3 separate regions of the Mus musculus genome follow, and all the other regions are linked to region 2. The links are chromatin loops, found by intact Hi-C in ENCODE. Cell type or tissue: heart. All regions are shown on one strand. Links, peaks and the distances in the headings refer to the core of each region. The heading gives the core; the rest is flanking DNA.

The links. Peaks named below come from ENCODE experiments on the same cell type or tissue, not always from the same donor. Only the 100,000 strongest peaks of a DNase experiment are listed, where the experiment ranks them.
Region 1: a loop joins it to region 2, with 12 times the contacts of the local background. A loop is called at or near these places in 20 of 42 quality-filtered maps.
Region 3: it touches region 2 in a loop (13-fold over the local background); 3 of 42 quality-filtered maps call a loop at or near these places.

The regions. Positions count from the first base shown.
Region 1 is chr2:103,084,047-103,090,646 of GRCm38, forward strand. It overlaps Apip (APAF1 interacting protein), which reads left to right. Exons shown (of 7, transcript NM_019735.4): 3 at 3,067-3,115; 4 at 4,515-4,632; 5 at 5,357-5,492. Among named protein-coding and RNA genes, the nearest start is that of Apip, 14 kb to the left of the region's middle. In heart, for the core only: CTCF peaks have their summits at 2,586 (motif pointing right) and 4,240 (motif pointing right); no DNase peak of the experiment used is centred there.
Region 2 is chr2:103,421,593-103,428,192 of GRCm38, forward strand. It overlaps Elf5 (E74-like factor 5), which reads left to right and starts at 2,476. Exons shown (of 7, transcript NM_010125.3): 1 at 2,476-2,596. In heart, for the core only: a CTCF peak has its summit at 3,257 (motif pointing left); no DNase peak of the experiment used is centred there; H3K4me3 peaks cover 452 bases; H3K27ac peaks cover 756 bases.
Region 3 is chr2:102,680,091-102,684,090 of GRCm38, forward strand. All of the region lies in intron 1 of Slc1a2 (solute carrier family 1 (glial high affinity glutamate transporter), member 2), which reads left to right. It overlaps LOC115489466 (a long non-coding RNA gene), which reads left to right. Exons shown (of 2, transcript XR_003953884.1): 2 at 1-2,516. Among named protein-coding and RNA genes, the nearest start is that of Slc1a2, 23 kb to the left of the region's middle. In heart, for the core only: a CTCF peak has its summit at 2,272 (motif pointing right); no DNase peak of the experiment used is centred there.

The DNA.
Region 1 (6,600 bases), core at 1,015-5,014, 340 kb before region 2:
GCCCTGTGCCTAAGCTCTCAGGTTTCCTTATGCACAATATACCTGAAACTATGAATAATTCATTCCTATCTAAGAAGTCAAGTGCCTGTCTGTAATTTAATTTCCCTGATGTATGATTTATTTCTAAAGGCTGCTTTTTATGCTCTCTCTCTCTCTACTGGTGCAGAAAATGGCTTTGTATATAACAGAGCTCCTACCAAACTGAGCTAAAATACTTGTTTCTGGCTTTTTAAAAATATATACAGCAAAGTTAAAAAGAATAGAATGCAAACTCAAGAGAAGTTTTTTTTTTAAGATTTATTTATTTATTATATGTAAGTACACTGTAGCTGTCTTCAGACACTCCAGAAGAGGGCGTCAGATCTTGTTACAGATGGTTGTGAGCCACCATGTGGTTGCTGAGATTTGAACTCCTGACCTTCGGAAGAGCAGTCGGGTGCTCTTACCCACTGAGCCATCTCACCAGCCCCTCAAGAGAAGTTTTTAAAGCAAGAAACTATACAGGACTTCTTCTAGAAGAACTTTACTGTTCCACAGCCTGATTGTGTGCGGCCAACATAAACCATTTATTGGCACATCTCTTAATATGTAATCACTTTTATAGCACCACAATCAATTTATAGGAAAGTTGCATCATCTGTAGTTTTTCGTTATTTTTAATAGGCAAGGAGCTCCCTCTAGGGGCCACAAATGGGAAGAGCCAGAATTTTAAGGCTTCGTTTGGCTTCAAGTTTGTGCCTTACAGACTAAAATGGCTATTTTTAGTAAGGTGCTGAATGTTATCCCTAATATTTAAATGACTTTATTCGACCATATTACTCAGCTTCGTGTTTGCGGTGATGGTTTTGTCTGTGTCTGACTCTTGGTGCAAATAAAGTTGAAAAGACATGTACATACAGTAGGTAATGCACTAGAACCATACGTAAAGTAGAAATACTGACAGCTTTCAAGGTTTGGCTGCTACCACTCCAGCTCACATAACTAGTGTATGGATGGATGTGTGTGTGTGTGTGAGAGAGAGAGAGAGAGAGAGCACACAGAGATCCACATAGAGATCGCACTGAGCACAGGCACAGGAACCCTCAAAGTCAGTCTATGGCCCTCAGCAGCCGTGGCCTTTCAGCTTGGTCTGTAGCATTTAGATTTAGCATGTCCTGTTTTCATCAATATGTGCCAGCCTCACTAAGCCTGTTGCATTTGATTAACACATATTATAGATGAGCTACCTAGATATAATATTTCAGTGATCTTTAATGAGCAGAGGGTAAATTAGAATAGACACCTGGACACAGATGTAGTATGAGCTCTTGCTTTTGTTTGTTTGTTTGGTTTGGGTTTTTTTTTTTTCTCCTCTTGTTTAGAATGAGAGCAGGGAGTATGGAGAAGTAACTCCGACACTTACTCTTGGGAGCCTCAAATCTTGTTTTATTTGTGGCTCATAAAACCAAGCAATACATTATCTCCTAAAGAAAAAGCTGTTGGTTTTTAAATGTTTTTCTTTTTGTGTTAGTATTGACATGTCCAAAATTTACTTAGTTTGTCTAAGAATTAGTCAGAGTTGATCAAAGTCTAAATTAATTCCCATTTACAAAGGCAACAATACAATCAGACTTAGCACAGCTAGAATTTCTCCGTGTCCACAAGGCTGGCGAGCCAATGACTGGGGCTGTGCAGTGTGGTCCCTGCCCTTGCCAGAGGCTCAGGAGGGAGGGCTGCCACACTGTTGCCTCGGGCAGCAGAGACTGAGTGCCTCAGCTGCTTCAGGAATCTAATGCATGCATAAGCTCCCCGGGTTCTGCTCGCCTCTCAGGCCTTTATCGTCTAGAGTGTAACTTACTCATCTCACCCACGTGCCCGTCAGCCCCAAGTCTGTACTGTGTAGCAGCCACTTGAGCAGCTTTGTACAGACCATCTTCACTAGGAGCTGTGGTTCCTGCACGTTGTGCACCTCTGTCTCCATGGCAGAAGCTAGAGACCCGGGTGTTGATTGAGGCTTCTTGATTTTCATCTTTGTGGCAGCTCATTTACATGCTCTGACAACTGAAACTAATAAGTGAGCCAGGGGACCATTCTGTAATCGGAGAGAATATGGGAGGTTTGGAAATGATGCTGCAAGTCATATTTGACAGCACCATAGAGGACTTTGTGGAAACTGGTACAGGGTATAGATCTAACACCCATAACAAAAGATATTTCTCCCCACCTCTCAATCTCTCTCTCTCTCTCTCTCTCTCTCTCTCTCTCAGTATGGGTTGTTGGTGTGTGTGTGTGTGTGTGTGTGTGTGTGTGTGTGTGTGTCTGTGTCTGTGTCTGTATGTCTGTGTGTCTGTGTGTTCTTGTCCTTTTTGTTTATTTCAGAGATTTGCTCACTGCATATCCCAAGCTACTCTTGAACTCATGATCTTCCTGGCTCAGCCTCCTAAGTGCTATGATTATTGGCATATTCGACTACATTCAATACCCTCTCTGCATTTTTCACTTTTTGTGACTGCTTCACTGTCAAATAATTTCCAATATGTACATGCTTGTCATAGAGGAAACTCTTCTACAGTTACCTACTGTTAATGCTGTAATTTAGCAAACTGTCCAGCAGAGGGCTCTGCACTTCATGACTTCAAACAATAAATTTAAACCTCATTCTTTGCAATGCAGAAATGTTCTTAATCAGACATACTTTGCCTGATTGAATTTTAGAGTTACTATATTTTGCATGGGACACTGACATTCTGTTCATCCATGCCAAAAAGTGCTCAATACTACATATTCACATTTATCTTTCCTCTAGTCGCCTCATTCTTGGTGTGTGTGTGTGTGTGTGTGTGAAAAGAAACACATATATGTGAACGCAGGAAAGACAAAAGCAAATAACACAAGTTTTCTTTGGCTACTAGTGTCTCATAGTATCTTAGAACTCTTTCTGTGCACCCCAGCTCCATTCCTCAACAAGCAGCCATTTGTGGCTTGGTGTATAAAGAACATTAAAAGTTAGACTGCAAGGCTACACTTTATTTGTGCAAAACCAGAAATTTCGCTAAACAAAACCAATTTCTATATTTTTGTCACCAGCAATGAAATCTACATTGCTCCCTCAGGCGTGCAAAAGGAACGCATTCAGGTATGCTAAAGGGTCTCTCGGAAGCTCTCCCTCTCCTTGACTGCTGTTCCATGAAGCGGAATTGCTTCTAAAAGGTTGTGTTAGTTTTGAAGGGTGGTTCTATTGTGATCATTTAAATAACCAATCAACAAACATTTGCTAAGTAACTATTAAATATTTGTTAAGTAATTACAATTTTTTTGTAAAGTGGCCAGTATGCTCCGCATAATGAGTGTGTATTTTAAAATCTCCTTCAGGGCTGGAGAAGTGCCTTACAGCTTGAGAGCACTTGCTCTTAACCTCTGCTCTTGCAGAAGACCTGGGTTTGCCTCTCAACACCTGTACAGTGGCTCACAACTACCTATAACTCTCCTTTCAGGGGATCTAAAGCCACTCTTCTGACCTCTCAAGGGACCAGGAATGCACAGGATACACATATATGCATGCAGGCAAACACACAAAAATAAGTATTTAAAATCTCATCCAGAAAACTGTAGCAGGCTGCAGTTAGAAATGTGGTGTCATCCTCCTGTATCAGACCCGTGACCTGGGCCTGCTGATGGCTCGGGTCACACCAACTGGTTCAGATTTTCAGTGGCAAAGCTATTCCAACTTAAATGGGATTGTTTCATTTTTAAGAAGTGGCATTCTATGTTGATACTAGAATAATACCCTCCAAATCAAGCCAAATACATAAAACATTGATTTAAGACAAGAAAAAAGGAAGAGTTTCTCTCTTAACGAAAGTTTATATTGTAGTCTGTGATGAGCCCTGACATTTGGAAGTTGCAAATCAGCAATATGCGGACATCACTAAAAAACATTGGATTGACACATTCCTGAATACTTGAAGAATAATGTCATTACTGAATTTCTCAGGAGATAAGAAAATTCTGACACCCATCTGTGATGTTGATTTTTTTATATGCATTTTCGGAAAAATAGTTGTGAAACAGCAGGCCTAAGTCCATGAAATAGCTGCAACATCATTAATTATCCAATGGTTTCTACATTGGATTTTATCCCTCAAATTTCAAAAGTTTTTGATGACATAAAACTCTATTTTTTAATTATATTGGTTTGTGTGTATCAGCGTTTTCCCTGCATGTGTATCTGTGCACCCTGTGTGTGTGCAGTTCCCATGTAGGCCAGAAGGGGGCATCAGGTCTGCTGGGACTGGAGTTAAAAGTACGGGGGCTTAGCACCAGATCCAGGTCCTCTGAAAGGGCTGTCAGTGCTCTTACCCACTGAACCGTCACTCTGGCCACAGCATAAAACTGTGCTAACGTGGGAAACAAACATAAACATTTATTTTGAATATTAAGCAAAGGCATATGATATACAAATACATAGTAGACACATTTTAAGTGTGTGTTTTTTTTTTTAAGAAAGCCTTTTCTCTTTCTCTCTCTCTAAATAGCCAGAAGACATGTTTGTGTGTGACATTAATGAGCAGGACATAAGCGGGCCTCCAGCATCTAAGAAGCTGAAAAAAAGCCAGTGCACTCCTCTTTTCATGAATGCTTATACCATGAGAGGTATGCAGAAAGGAGTTGGTATAAAGAACATTTGCAGAGTCGGCCTCCCTAAATCAAAGTAATTATGACTTCAGTTAACAGCTCTCGAGTATCTAATATGTATAAGAACTTGAAAGATTTCAACCCATCTCACTCTCCCATCAACTGAGCAGAAGGTCCAGTGTTATTCTCTTCCCTGATAGTTAGTTCTTGTCAGCTTGACACAAGCTAGAATCATCTGGGAAGTGGAACTTCAGTTGAGGAATTGCCACCATCAGACTGGCCTGTAGGCAGGTCTGTGGGGACATCTTCTTGATCAGTAACTGATGTGGGAGGGCCCAGCTCACTGTGGGTGGTGCCTCTTCTGGGCAGGTGGTCCTGGATTGCACAAGGAAGCAGGCTAAGCAAGCCTTGAGAGCCAGGCAGTCAGCAGCGTCCTTCTATGGCCTTTGCTTCAGTTCTAACCTCCAGGTTCCTGCCTTGAGTTCCTGCCCTGACTTCCCTCAGTGGCCCGGGACATAAAAGCTAAGTAAGGCCTTTGCTCTCTTTTGTTGGCTTTGGTCACCATGTTTTAGCAGCAGAAACTAACTGGGACACTGCCTTACCCACCACCACTTCCTATGGCGGAAAAAGTTAAGTCCATAACCAAGCACAGGAACATTCAGAGAGTCGCCTGGCGATGTATGTTGATTTTCTCTTAAAGACGTAAGTTCTCCCCACTGAGCATCTACCCTTCATCCTGCAGGAGCTGGCGCAGTGATTCATACCCACTCTAAAGCTGCTGTGATGGCTACCCTTCTGTTTCCAGGACAGGAGTTTAAAATTACACATCAAGAGATGATCAAAGGAATAAGGAAATGTACCTCAGGAGGCTATTACAGGTATACTTTTTTATTAAGTGATTTGGCATGCATTTTTCCTTCTCTTTGATAAGTCAGACCATGGTCCTTTTGTCCTTCTAATGAGATGCAGTGGGCTCTGCGGTCAGTGACACTCACTGAGCGTTAGACAACCACATATGTTCTCGGGGACAGGCTCCTCCTCCCTTCCCCAGCCATGAGACTTATTAACAGCACAAATAATGGAGCGTTTGCTCTATTGAACAAAAGCCTGCTCTGGAGCGTCCGTCAAAATGGGTGGGGCAGCCCCTGTTTTCTGCACTGAGAAAGTAAGATCTCCTCACCCCAACTTGGTCTTCAGGAAACTTGAACTGGGACCACCAGTAGAGTCATATTGGCTTAATGTATTTCTAAAATATGCTCCTGGTTATTAGAAAGAGAGAGAGAGCGAGAGAGGGAGAGAGAGAGAGAGAGGGAGAGAGAGAGAAAAAGAAAGCTTTCTGTTCATTTTAATTAAATATTTAACTATATTTCAAAATTTGTGATGTAACTGACATAAAATTGTAAAACAATGACTTTGTAAGTTTAAATAAATTCACCAGTCTACAAAATGTAGTCATTATATATAAATTTAGTCTTGAGTGGTTTGGAGAAGCAGGTTCCCAGAATCAGGTACAAGTTGAGCCATGCTTTGGTTGGTAGCGATCTACAGAGCCTTCACCCTTCTTCATTTCCTCCAGACCCTGGCTTCCTCCCCTCAGAGGAGAGTCCTCCCTGTTACTAAAGTAGCATATGGTGATGTGTCTTACTGTGACTGCAGGGAACAGGTTGGACTTGTTTAAACCAGTGTGCTGGGAAATTCATTTGATTTGATTTCCCTGACTATTTATTGTGTGCCCAAAGCCATCCTGGGGCACTATGAAAATTATGTAGAAAAGGAAAAAGTTAAAGCCGTGAAGTGTGGGCTGAGCACTTGCAAGGCCCTAGGTTCGGTCCTCAGCAGCAGAGCCCAGCAAAACAAGTCAGCACTAAGCGCATCCACTTAGTCCGTTCTGGAAGTGCCATGCCTCGCCTCTGCTGGCGTGCAGAGGATAGAGAGGGACCTGCGTGGCTCTGTTTCAAATGTCTTTAACTTGCGAGGATCAATATC
Region 2 (6,600 bases), core at 1,218-5,217:
TTACGCTTAGAGTGCAAGTTCTCTTTTGTTTTTGTTTTATATTAATCATCCCTTTTAACGACTGGTCCAGAAGCCTCTAATTCCCCAGGCAGTCACCCAGAGATGCTACATTATGTACTCAGGACCACAAAGCAAAACAGGACCACTAGCATCCAAACTCGGGTCATAGAAAAAAATGCAAATTCTCCAAAACTGCTTTGGTTTTCTAAAAACATATTGTTTTCTAAAGACAGTAGCAGAATAGCCCGTTTTTCTTGGACACTTTTCCTTGGGAAGACAGTGTGTGTGTGTGTGTGTGTGTGTGTGTGTGTGTGTGTGTGTGCTCGCGCGCACGTGTGCGCACGTGCGTGTGGTTCAGAAACTGGTAACGAGGTGGGACAAAGCTCAGCAGCAGAGAAAATCATGTGCAGGACAGAGGAGTCCCCCAAAAAACAGGCTTCAACAGGACAAGTCACAGATGTTAAAACTTCTGTGAGGACATCTGAATTCGGTTATTTCCAGATTCTGGTCCTGTGCAGATACTTTTGTTCAGACGAAATTTTACCAAGAAGATTTAGAGAAAAGCTTTGGGGCTCTTCTTGAATCCCTCTTCTAAACTCTCGACCTTCAAACAGGACACTTTTTAAACTCCCGCCTAAGGGCTGGAGAGATGGTGCTGTGGATAAAGCACTTCCCTCCCCAAGCCTTGAGTTCAGTCAATCTCTAGAACCCAAATTAAAGAAAAAGCCAGGTGTAGCAGGGCAGGCCTGCAATCCCAGGACTAGAGAGGCAGAGTCAGGAGGAGCCTGGAAGCTTGTAACCCAGCTAGTGTAGCTAAATCAGGCTCAGCAATAGACTGTGCCAAAAGCAAAGAGGAGAGGCTGGAGAGATGGCTCAAAGTTTGCTGCTCTTGCAGAGGACCCAGGTTCAATTCCCAGCACCCACGTGGCAGCTCACAACCGTCTGTAACTCCAGTTCCAGAGGATCTGACCCTCTCACATACAGGATACAAGTAGGCAGAATACCAGTATGCATTAAAAAAAAAAAAAAAAAAAAAAACATGTTTTAAAAATGCCTAGTGATACAGGGTCTCATTGTGTGGATCACCCTGGGTAGCCTAAAACTCACTGTGTAAATCAACCTGGCCTCAAACCCACAGATATCTGCCGCCTGAGTGTTGGGATTAAAGGCACTGTTAAATCCAACAAAATGATTAAATAAATAAATAAATAACTTAATCCCGTTTTCTCCTATTACTGTTGGGAGAATTCTGACCCAGAAAAGCTGGCTCTCCCACCTAAGGTCCCAGAGCCAAGCCAGAGCCTCAACAGGCCACTTATCTTGCCCCGACTATTTTTCCATGATGACACATGACTCCTCACATGAACTGCCTTTTGTTTCTTCACGCCGTTCGGGTGTTTGGATTTGAGTGTTTGTGCCTATGCCCAGTGTTCCCAAGAAAACCTAACCAACCAGTCAATCTCTGCTTTCCACTTCAAGATCACAGAGTCTGCAGTTTGAGCACCTTGGTGTCTTGGCTGCCTGAGATTGAGAGAGGAACGGAACCCACGAAAGGGGGTTATGAACACTCCTCCCAGATGACTGCCTAGGCCGTCATTTAGATTTGAGAGATGTCCTAAAAACTGGGTAGTTCTCAGTGAGACAGCTGACAGCTTGCAAGCCAATCAGGACCCCCCGCCCCCGTGTTGTTCTGGATGTTTGACACTGCAGCTCCACGATCCCTTCATATCGCCATTTCTAAAACAGAGGACACTGGGAAAGGGGGAAAGCTGTCACATGGCTCCTGTATTCAAACATGGCGCCCTTTGGGTGCTTAGAGTGGAAAGGCCAGTGAAAGCACTGCTCCCTGACTCTCTCCCTGCCCCCTGATCGGAAGGTCCCCACCAGGATCAATAGAAGGAAATATGTAGCGCCCAAGGACAGGCTTCCAGGTGATTGGCTGACATTACCAAGTATGGCCTTCCCAGCAACCCAAGGACAGATTCCATTATTGCATTAATCTGATGGATCCCGGATATGCTCATTAACTTATTCACAGTAATGCAGCCAGAAAATGACCGGCTCAGAATTTGATCCCTGAAGCACCTTTATTCTTTACCACTTCTTGGCACTGCTCTTCTTTCCTAACACGCACAGAATAGGGGATAACACTACATACAGAGGTTCGGGACTTGGCCAGCCCAGGCAAAGGCTGCAATGAACAGACACCAGGCCTGAATTTCCTTCCCTCCAGCTTGCTCAACGGAGACTGCTCCAGCCAGCACTCCACTTATCCCCCCGGGGGCAAGAATTCTCTGCTCATTTCCTGGGTCCCCTCGGTGGGTGGTGGGAGCTGGGCACAAAAGCAGGAGAAAGGTAAACTTTCTGCATGTGAAAACCACCCCCCACCCCCGAGGAGCCGTGTCACACCGTATGTCACCGTCATCAAAGGGGCTGTGCATAAACCTGAAAAACCAAACGGACCTGTCTGTAGGTGTCACTTATATCACACGGCTACAGGTGCCTTTATTTCTACAGTCCGCTGGTGCTGGGAGCGCGCTTGCCTTCTCTTGCCTTGAAAGCCTTCTGTCTGGACCTAGCCACCACTTGTCTTCACGTAAGCAGCTTTTCTTTGCTCTTTTGAATGAATTGAAAGGGGGTGTCGGGGCTCAGAGACTTAGCTGGGGCCTGGGACTGAGTCTCTGTTTCCAGCTCCCACGGCAGCCCCTCCGTGAGGAAGCCAGAGTGCCTCCTCCGGGGGTGTTTGACTCAGGTTTGACGGCTTGCCGGAGAGATTTTTTTTTGTCTCCTCCGGGAAGGTGGCCACCCACCCTCTTCACCGGCCCCCACTTCCTCTGGTTCCACTAAACCAAAGGCAGCTGAGAGAATGTGTACAGGCGCTTAAATCTCTGCCCATCCTTTAGCTGCCTTTAGGAGGAAGCCGGATTCTGCACGGATAGCCAGCTCAAGAAAAACCCACCACCTCCCCCAACCCTGGCCTCACCCCTCAGTTCTTTGGAGGGCCTGCTCACCAAGCTGCCCCTCTTGATACAGAGAATGGTATTCTTACTGTTTAAGGCTTTTTTTGTTTTTGTTTTTGTTTTTTTAAGGAGTTTGTACAAAATAGTTTAAAGGAATCTCATTTGGCCCTCCCACAGCCCCTTAGGACAGAGTGCTTCCAGAAGAGAAGTGGCTAGGGTTTTTTTCCACTGTATTCTCAAACCTTATCAGTCTGTATGCGTTCAGGGGTTTGTGCGCATTTGCCCCCTACTGGCAGCAACTGGAAACACATGCTCTCCCGCATCTGCGTTAAGGTAGGAGAATTTAAGACAGAATAGGGGTCCTAGATCATTATGCACTTAGTCTCCATTTTACAGATGGGGCAACTGAGGCACAAGAAGGCCCGGTAATTTATAGAGATGGTTTTGTGTGGTAGTCCAAAGACTCAGACCCAGGCTGTTACACGTGCTCATCCACACGGAAAGCTTCATTCTCCTGCCTTCATTCTCTCGGCAAGGGTCTTTCTATGATTCAGTGTATTGGGGACAGCAGCTTTTACAGTTTGGTTGCCTCCTCTTCTCAAAAGTCTTCAGAGTGAAACTTTTTAGCTACTCAATCAATGTTCACTGATTTTATTAAATCCTCAGGACGCTCAGCGGACTGTGTGTTGAGATGTCCATTTTAAGGATTCGGAAGTAGGTTATCAGAGATGGTCATGAGTACTTACAGATTAGCAGACCAGGATGGGGAAAAAAATCAAAACTTTTAGCACGCCTGCAAGAAAGTCAGAGGTTGCAGCAGGCTAGGCAGGAATTGTGCCCTCCGTCGCTTGCTTTGTGACTACCGCAAACAACACTCATTCTCTGCGTCTTTAACCTAAAACTTGTGATCTTCCGATCGAAGCCCACAGCTTCCTTCTATGATGTTTTAGAAAAATATAGCTTAAAAAAAAAACCAAACAAATGAAGTCCTAAATGAGCTGAAGAAAAATGAAGTATTGCTCAATAAGGCACTGGCGAGTTGGCTCCCACAATGCAGTGGTTGCTTTCAGAACAAATACTCAAGAACCCAACCCACAAGCCCTCCACTGCTGCAAGTGTTGAAACCCCCACTGAGCCCTCTGCAGCCACCCTTCTTAAAGAGCCCCGAAGGGTGGGAAAGTAACACTTCCTATCCGTGAGGCTCTGCCGCAGTGGGCATTCAGGTGTCGTGGAGCGTTAGGAAAGAAAAAGTGTTTCTCTCCTCAACGGCACTGCCAAGATGATAAAACTGTGGGAGGATTTTCACTGTCTCACTTTCCTCATTTTGCACTGGTTTGGCTTAGCTCAAAGACGTTTTGACAGAGAAATAGCCAATGCCTGTGAACAGACATTCCGAAGATAGAAACAGGAAGCTTGCCTCAAGTTTGAGGCTAGCCTGATCTGCACTGTAGGTCCATACATGAGAAAAGGTGAAGGGGAGGAAAGAAATGGAAAGGAAACAGGGGAAATAGCCCAGGTATAGATGCTTAGTTGGGTAGATATTTGGTCACATCCCCAAAATGACCTTGAGGATCTCGGCTCGGGTCAAAGGAAGAATTTTCCTCCTCTGACAAATTGGGCAAGGCTGGGTAGTTTGCACCGTCACCATTATTTCTGCCATTGGTTTGTAAGTGGGACAAAAGCCTATAGCCCTGGCTCTTTGGCTGGGTGGGCCCTATTGTCTGCGTGGTATGTGAGCTTGCTCAGAAAGGAGATAGAAAGTTGCTGGAGGCTCTCAGTTCCAGGCCTGCCCTGACTCACTCCAAAGGTACCTATAATCGACCTTCTCACCAGTAAAAAAAGAGCTCATTTGATTCCACCACCTTAGGGTGATCAGACCAATCTTTTTCGTACCGATCATGCCTTCCCTATGAGGTGGCCAGGGTGATAATTAATCTGGGGGAAACTGCTTCCATCTGTTGTTGGTCTATTGAAAGCCAGGGCATGGGAGTATAAGGATCCCAGCTCAGTTGTCCAGCTGAGCAGGAGAGGGAAGGAGGAGGAGGGGAGCACAGGACTTTCTGGGGCTACAGGTTTAATCAGAGGTCGTACTGGTTATATTTTGAGTATTTGGTGACTTTACCTGACCAAAGTGCAAATGTTATCAATGTGGCTACACGTGTGTACATGAGTACAGGTTTGGAAGCGTTTGGCTGATCTAATGAGAGGCTGCAGAAAAATCACAGAGCCAGGGCTGACCTTGAATGCGTCTCCTAGTGTTTTCCTGTCATGGGTGAAGAAGTGAGGTTTAGAGAGATGAAAGAGGCAGGATCATCTCTCCATGTTCAGGGCTCTTTCCATAATGACAAGCCAGAGGATAGCTAGACTAGCCGGCCCAGGAACCTTCTAATATCCCTCTTTTGGTTCTGTGCACTGCTAGGCCTACCTAACCTGGTTCTTTTCTGCCTTGTTTTCATTATCAACATACACACACACACACACACACACACACACACACACACACACACACAAACCAGAGCCTTCTGCCATTGAGAACAGCTGTGCAAACCCAGACCTGGTCTTTGGATGTTGCTGGTCCAGAGCCTTCACTGAGAAGAGGGCACCACACTGATTATCCATCTACATTAGAAAACCAGCCAAAAGTGCCCACTTATTGCAAGCACCTTCCAAGGCCTAGAGAGAAGGTGTTGCTAAACACAAAGCAGCTTTATTCCTGAGCTTGCACACCTAGTGCATGCTGGCTAAGTAGCCTGGCCTTTTGTGGTGAGCTTAGACTTAATAACGCCTCCTCTTATGACAATAGCAAAACAAAAAAAGAAAGAAATGTTCACTGCTTTCATAAAAGACCTCCCCACGCCTCCCCCCCCCAACCCCCACCACGAAGAAGCAAGAAATAATTATGGAAGGAAAACAGCATGGTAAATCCCAGAGAGAGCCCTCTATGCAAACCTAATGGGTATAATTTGCCATAAAAGGAATTATCGGAGGGAACCAAATCCATCATTGTGTGTAGCGCTGAAGAGATTAAAGATCAAGAAGGTGTGCTGGGGTGGGGGTGGGGGTGGGGGTGGGGGTGTGGAATCCTTAAAGGAGGAGAACTCCCTACTGATAAGATCCAGTTCAATTTTACCAAATAAGTTTCTTGTTAAATATGAAAGGTCTTCTATTGTTAGTCATGGATGAGGAAGGGCAAAGTCAAGGTTAGGGTTAATCTTTGGAGGGTGCCCCCATAGACTTTAAAGACCTGGAGACTGCGTTCTGTTCTCTTCCATTTGGGGCCCACCTCTCCTTTCTCCATATGCAGTCATATAGAGTCATTGAAGGTCATATCAGTGGTGTTCTTAGTGTCCAGCCCAAAAAGTATGAGACTCTTTCCCATCCTCTCTTCACACTTAAAAGACTTTTCAGAAGTCGAGTTTAGAATAAGCGCCATGTACAGTCTTAGTCCTCCTTGCCGACATTCCCACCCCGTACAGATTCAAGACATCAAGCTGGCCCATCCATGGGAAAATTAGGGCCCAGACTCAGGAAGCCTGGACTTCTGATTGATGGGCTCCCAGGTGAGATCCATGGCTATGATAACTGCTGGGCCCTTTAACCCTATGGGGTATCAAGAAAAAGGCTTCCTAACTGGGACCTG
Region 3 (4,000 bases), core at 1-4,000, 740 kb before region 2:
TAGATCACACAGGCATTTTAAATAGGACAAAGTTCACAGTCTTCGAGCTGAAGTTAGGTTTTATTGTTGTTGTTTTCAACCAGGAGAATTCAGTTAGCTATTTGAACTTTCAGGTATTTGGTGTATTTTTAAGGTACCTCTGCACATCTGCATGTTCAAGTTCAAGCATTCCTCTCTGCATATTCACCATCCATAGGAACGAGGGTGTGGATGCTGAAAGCAAGCAGCCTGTTCCTGTGATGCCTGCACAGCACACAGAGGCTTCGGAGACCTGAATGTGACTTTGGTCACTCTATGTCAGCTGACATTACATCAGGGACAGGGTATCTATAAAATGTGTGCTGCAAATGTCCTAAGAAAGCCAGGACAATGGGGCTACCTGAGCAGGGGGAAGTAAAATAGTCTGCCTTTTGAGGAAAAAAGAAAAGGTTGATCTTGGAATGGAAGTGACTCTTTTTCAGTGGGTCAAGAAGAAGTATTGGAAAGAGAGTTAGAATGAAGCCAAGGGAGGGAACACTCACAGAAGGTTCACGGTCAAGTGAATGGGAGGGTGCTTGGTCCATTTCAAGTAACCAGATGGTCTCCGACTTAAGATGTCTTGACTTGCGAGTATTGTCTTCATGATGGTAAGAGTACACTCATGCTGATTTTGCTATTCCCTTTTAGTACAGTAGACAATAAGTTATATAAGACATTCAACACGATTTTAGAATAGGCCTTATTTCGGATGAGTTCCCCCAAGTGTAGGCCACTGTAAAAGGTCTCAGCACATTCACAATAGTCTTGTGTAAGCTGTGATGTGCATTTATCAGGCATATTGACTGAATGGTCAGATGCCAGTGTTACTTCACTGAGGGCAAACTGGGCATCAATCTCACTCTACTTCAAAGGGCATCTCCATTTCCCTTTTTGGTTTATTCCTAAATTTGGTTATTTTTCTAGGGAAGATAAAAAAATCTAGGAGCATGTATTCAGGTTGGAAGGGGAAGTGGTGGGTGACTGTTCTTTTTGTGTGTAAAATGTCCTTTCACTTGTTGTCTGGATGTCCTCTGCTCATTGCCAAAGTCCAGTCTGATTCAAGGCTTAATTATGAACTCAGGTTTGGGAGTTGGCTTCCCTTCCCTGTCTGGAACAGTGAATCTGTAGAAAGGACTGAGGAGCTGGGCTATCAGAGTCCTTTAGATGGGCTGTGCACGCTGGGGACCACATCTTCAGCCATCTGCCTTTAAAGTGATCAGGGAAGGACCCCAATTATTAATTAGCATTGGAGGGAGATCAGAAACTGCGGATGCCTTGCATGTGGGGGCTGTAAACACAGAGAACCCTCCTGGAGTGTAACATGCATCACTCAGGTGGCAATAAAATGTGGCACCCGCTATTCACTTCACAGATGCTTGCAGATCGGCTGGCCCTCTGCTAGGTGTTAGAGATGGGGCTTCTGGATGACAGTCGGCTACTCACCATCTGGCAGCCACACAGCGTCACAGCCTGTGTGCCCAGAGAATGCAGCCTGGGTTTTCTGCTCCATGACATGTTACTCTGACCTAAGCCTTAGTGTAAGACAGCTGCCGCCAATGACAAACCTCAAGATGTTCGAATACAGGGCAAGGTACTTCCTGGACACATGATTTGGCCTTATGGAAATGCAGGCTCCTCATATAAGGTTACTATACATTAGGAGTAATGGCGGCTGCCTTGGGGCATGAAATACTAGCTACCTGTCATTTTGACCTGTGCTGGAACACAAAAGTGCTTAGAAAAGGTGGCTGATTTAACTTATCGCTTATTACTGCTTAAACCCAATGATGCTTCTATTGTCCCAAAACACGCACAATTGAGCCCTCCAGAAGTAAACAGCTTTCAACCCTTGTCAATGATATATTTATTACCCTCTCCCTCCAAGCAAATATGTGTGCACCTCACTGATTCTGAATCTTCTCGAGAAGGAGGTTCTGCAGACGCCAAGGCTGTCCCGACACTGAAGGGACCAGGGGAGCCCCTCAGTAGGCTTTCCCAAGACCCTCTGCTCTCTTGGGGAAAAAGTGAGTGTGAGAACATTGGGCCCTTTCTGTGAGCCGCCAAAGGACAGGACATGGGCTTTTCAGATGTCGTATCTGGCAAGAAGAAATATGAACAACAAACTCAAGAAGGCTTTAACTGCTCCTTGGCACTGGGAACCTAGTTTGTTCCACGGGGCTGCCCACAGGGCCTGCTCTCCTGAGATGCGCAGAATCCTGCTTCTTCTGCCTGTGCCTGGGACTTCCACTGCCCTGACACCGGGGGGCGCTGCAGACTCTCTTTTGCTCAGAGCTGGCTAGCTAACCTCTGCAACTGACCCTCAACCCATCACAGTTTTACTTTTATACTAGCCTGAAGTCATGTCATGTGTCTTCCTATAGAAGTCAGTGGGAGCCTGGCAATGGACTCAACACCTCCCCCTACCCCCAGACTCTCTTCACAGAGCTCTTTCCAACCAGGAACAGAAAAATTATACAAGCAAATGACTTTTCACAATAGAAAAAAATTAAAGTAGATGTAAGCAAAAATAATCCTATTCACCCTTTGAGAACTGTGTTTAATGTGTACATGTATAGGTACACACACACACACACACACACACACACACACACAGGGTTATGAGTAATTGTTACTTGATAAGATATTGTTATCTTATCAAGTCTCTCTTTTTAAAACAGCCCAGAAAACCTTTCCCATACACTGTTTCCAAAGTCACTTTGAATAATTGAGATATCTGAGATTGAAGCCCTAAGATTTGAGGGTTGAATACAGAAACCAAGACCTCTCAAGGAAAATCCTTGATGTGACTCTGGACGGGTGTAGACATCTTCTACTTTGACCAAGGAGGGTGAAAGAGGGAGAGAATGTGCTCCAAAGGGCAGCATTTACTGGCATGCTGAGGAGAAGGCATGCTGAAGTTTTACCTGAAGTGGAAGAACAATTTACGCCCTTCAGTTCTCTGGAAGATCTGATTCTCTTTTAGGGGAATCCACACCTGTCCCCCTTTCTTTCTGGGGTAGCTGGTGCTTATGTGGGTGGTAGTTAGAGGCATGCACTTTTTTTGCACCAATATCTAGATAGGGTGAGTGAGTAGAGTTTTGGGAAAGTGTGCTTGAGGTAGAAATGGTGTCTCAGGCCTTGCTGAGACTGACTAATGTTTTATTTGTGTATGTAACCCAGTAACCGTGTGTGTCTATGTGTGTGTCTGTGTATGTACCTGAACATGTATGTGTTGAACAGATGTTCATGTATGTATTGAACACATGTTCATGTATGTATTGAAACAGACTCTGATTCTGTTTTCTGGTGACCAGATGAGTAATCTCAGATAAGTTGATTTCTGGGAACTTCATTTACATAAACAGTTGACAGGCCATATTGGACCATGGTAGGCTGATGCTGTGGATACAACTGGATCTAACCTTGCTAAGTAAAGGAATTCAGTCTCAGAAAGACAGATAGAGTATTTGTTCTCAAGTGTAGTGTCCAGATTTTATATAGAGACATCTTTGTATGCATAACATAAAAGTGGAAATAAAACTACCTCAGGGAATAAAGGAATGTAACAGGAGGTGGGGGTGAGAAGGGGGAGAGAGGTGCTATGAAGGGAATCTACCAAACAATAAAATAGACTTGCATGAAATGTCATTATGTAATCCAGTACTGTGTACACAGAATATAAAACTGACAATTAAAAACATCATTTCTTTCTCATAGATATACAGTTGGGTCACATGCATAATATTGATTTTTCTCATAACCATAGTAGTAAAGATAAAAGAAAGAAGAGATGAATTTAGTTCCGAGAGTGTATTTTGTCTACCTCAGGGCATTTTTATTTGCTTTATCTCCGGGGGACGTATATGTATGTGTACGAGTGCTTGCTTGTGTGTCGGCACATGTCTGTGCAGCTGTGTATGCCCATGTGGAGAGGCTTGAGGCTCTTCCTCTACTCCATCTTATATATCGAGGCAGGGTCTCT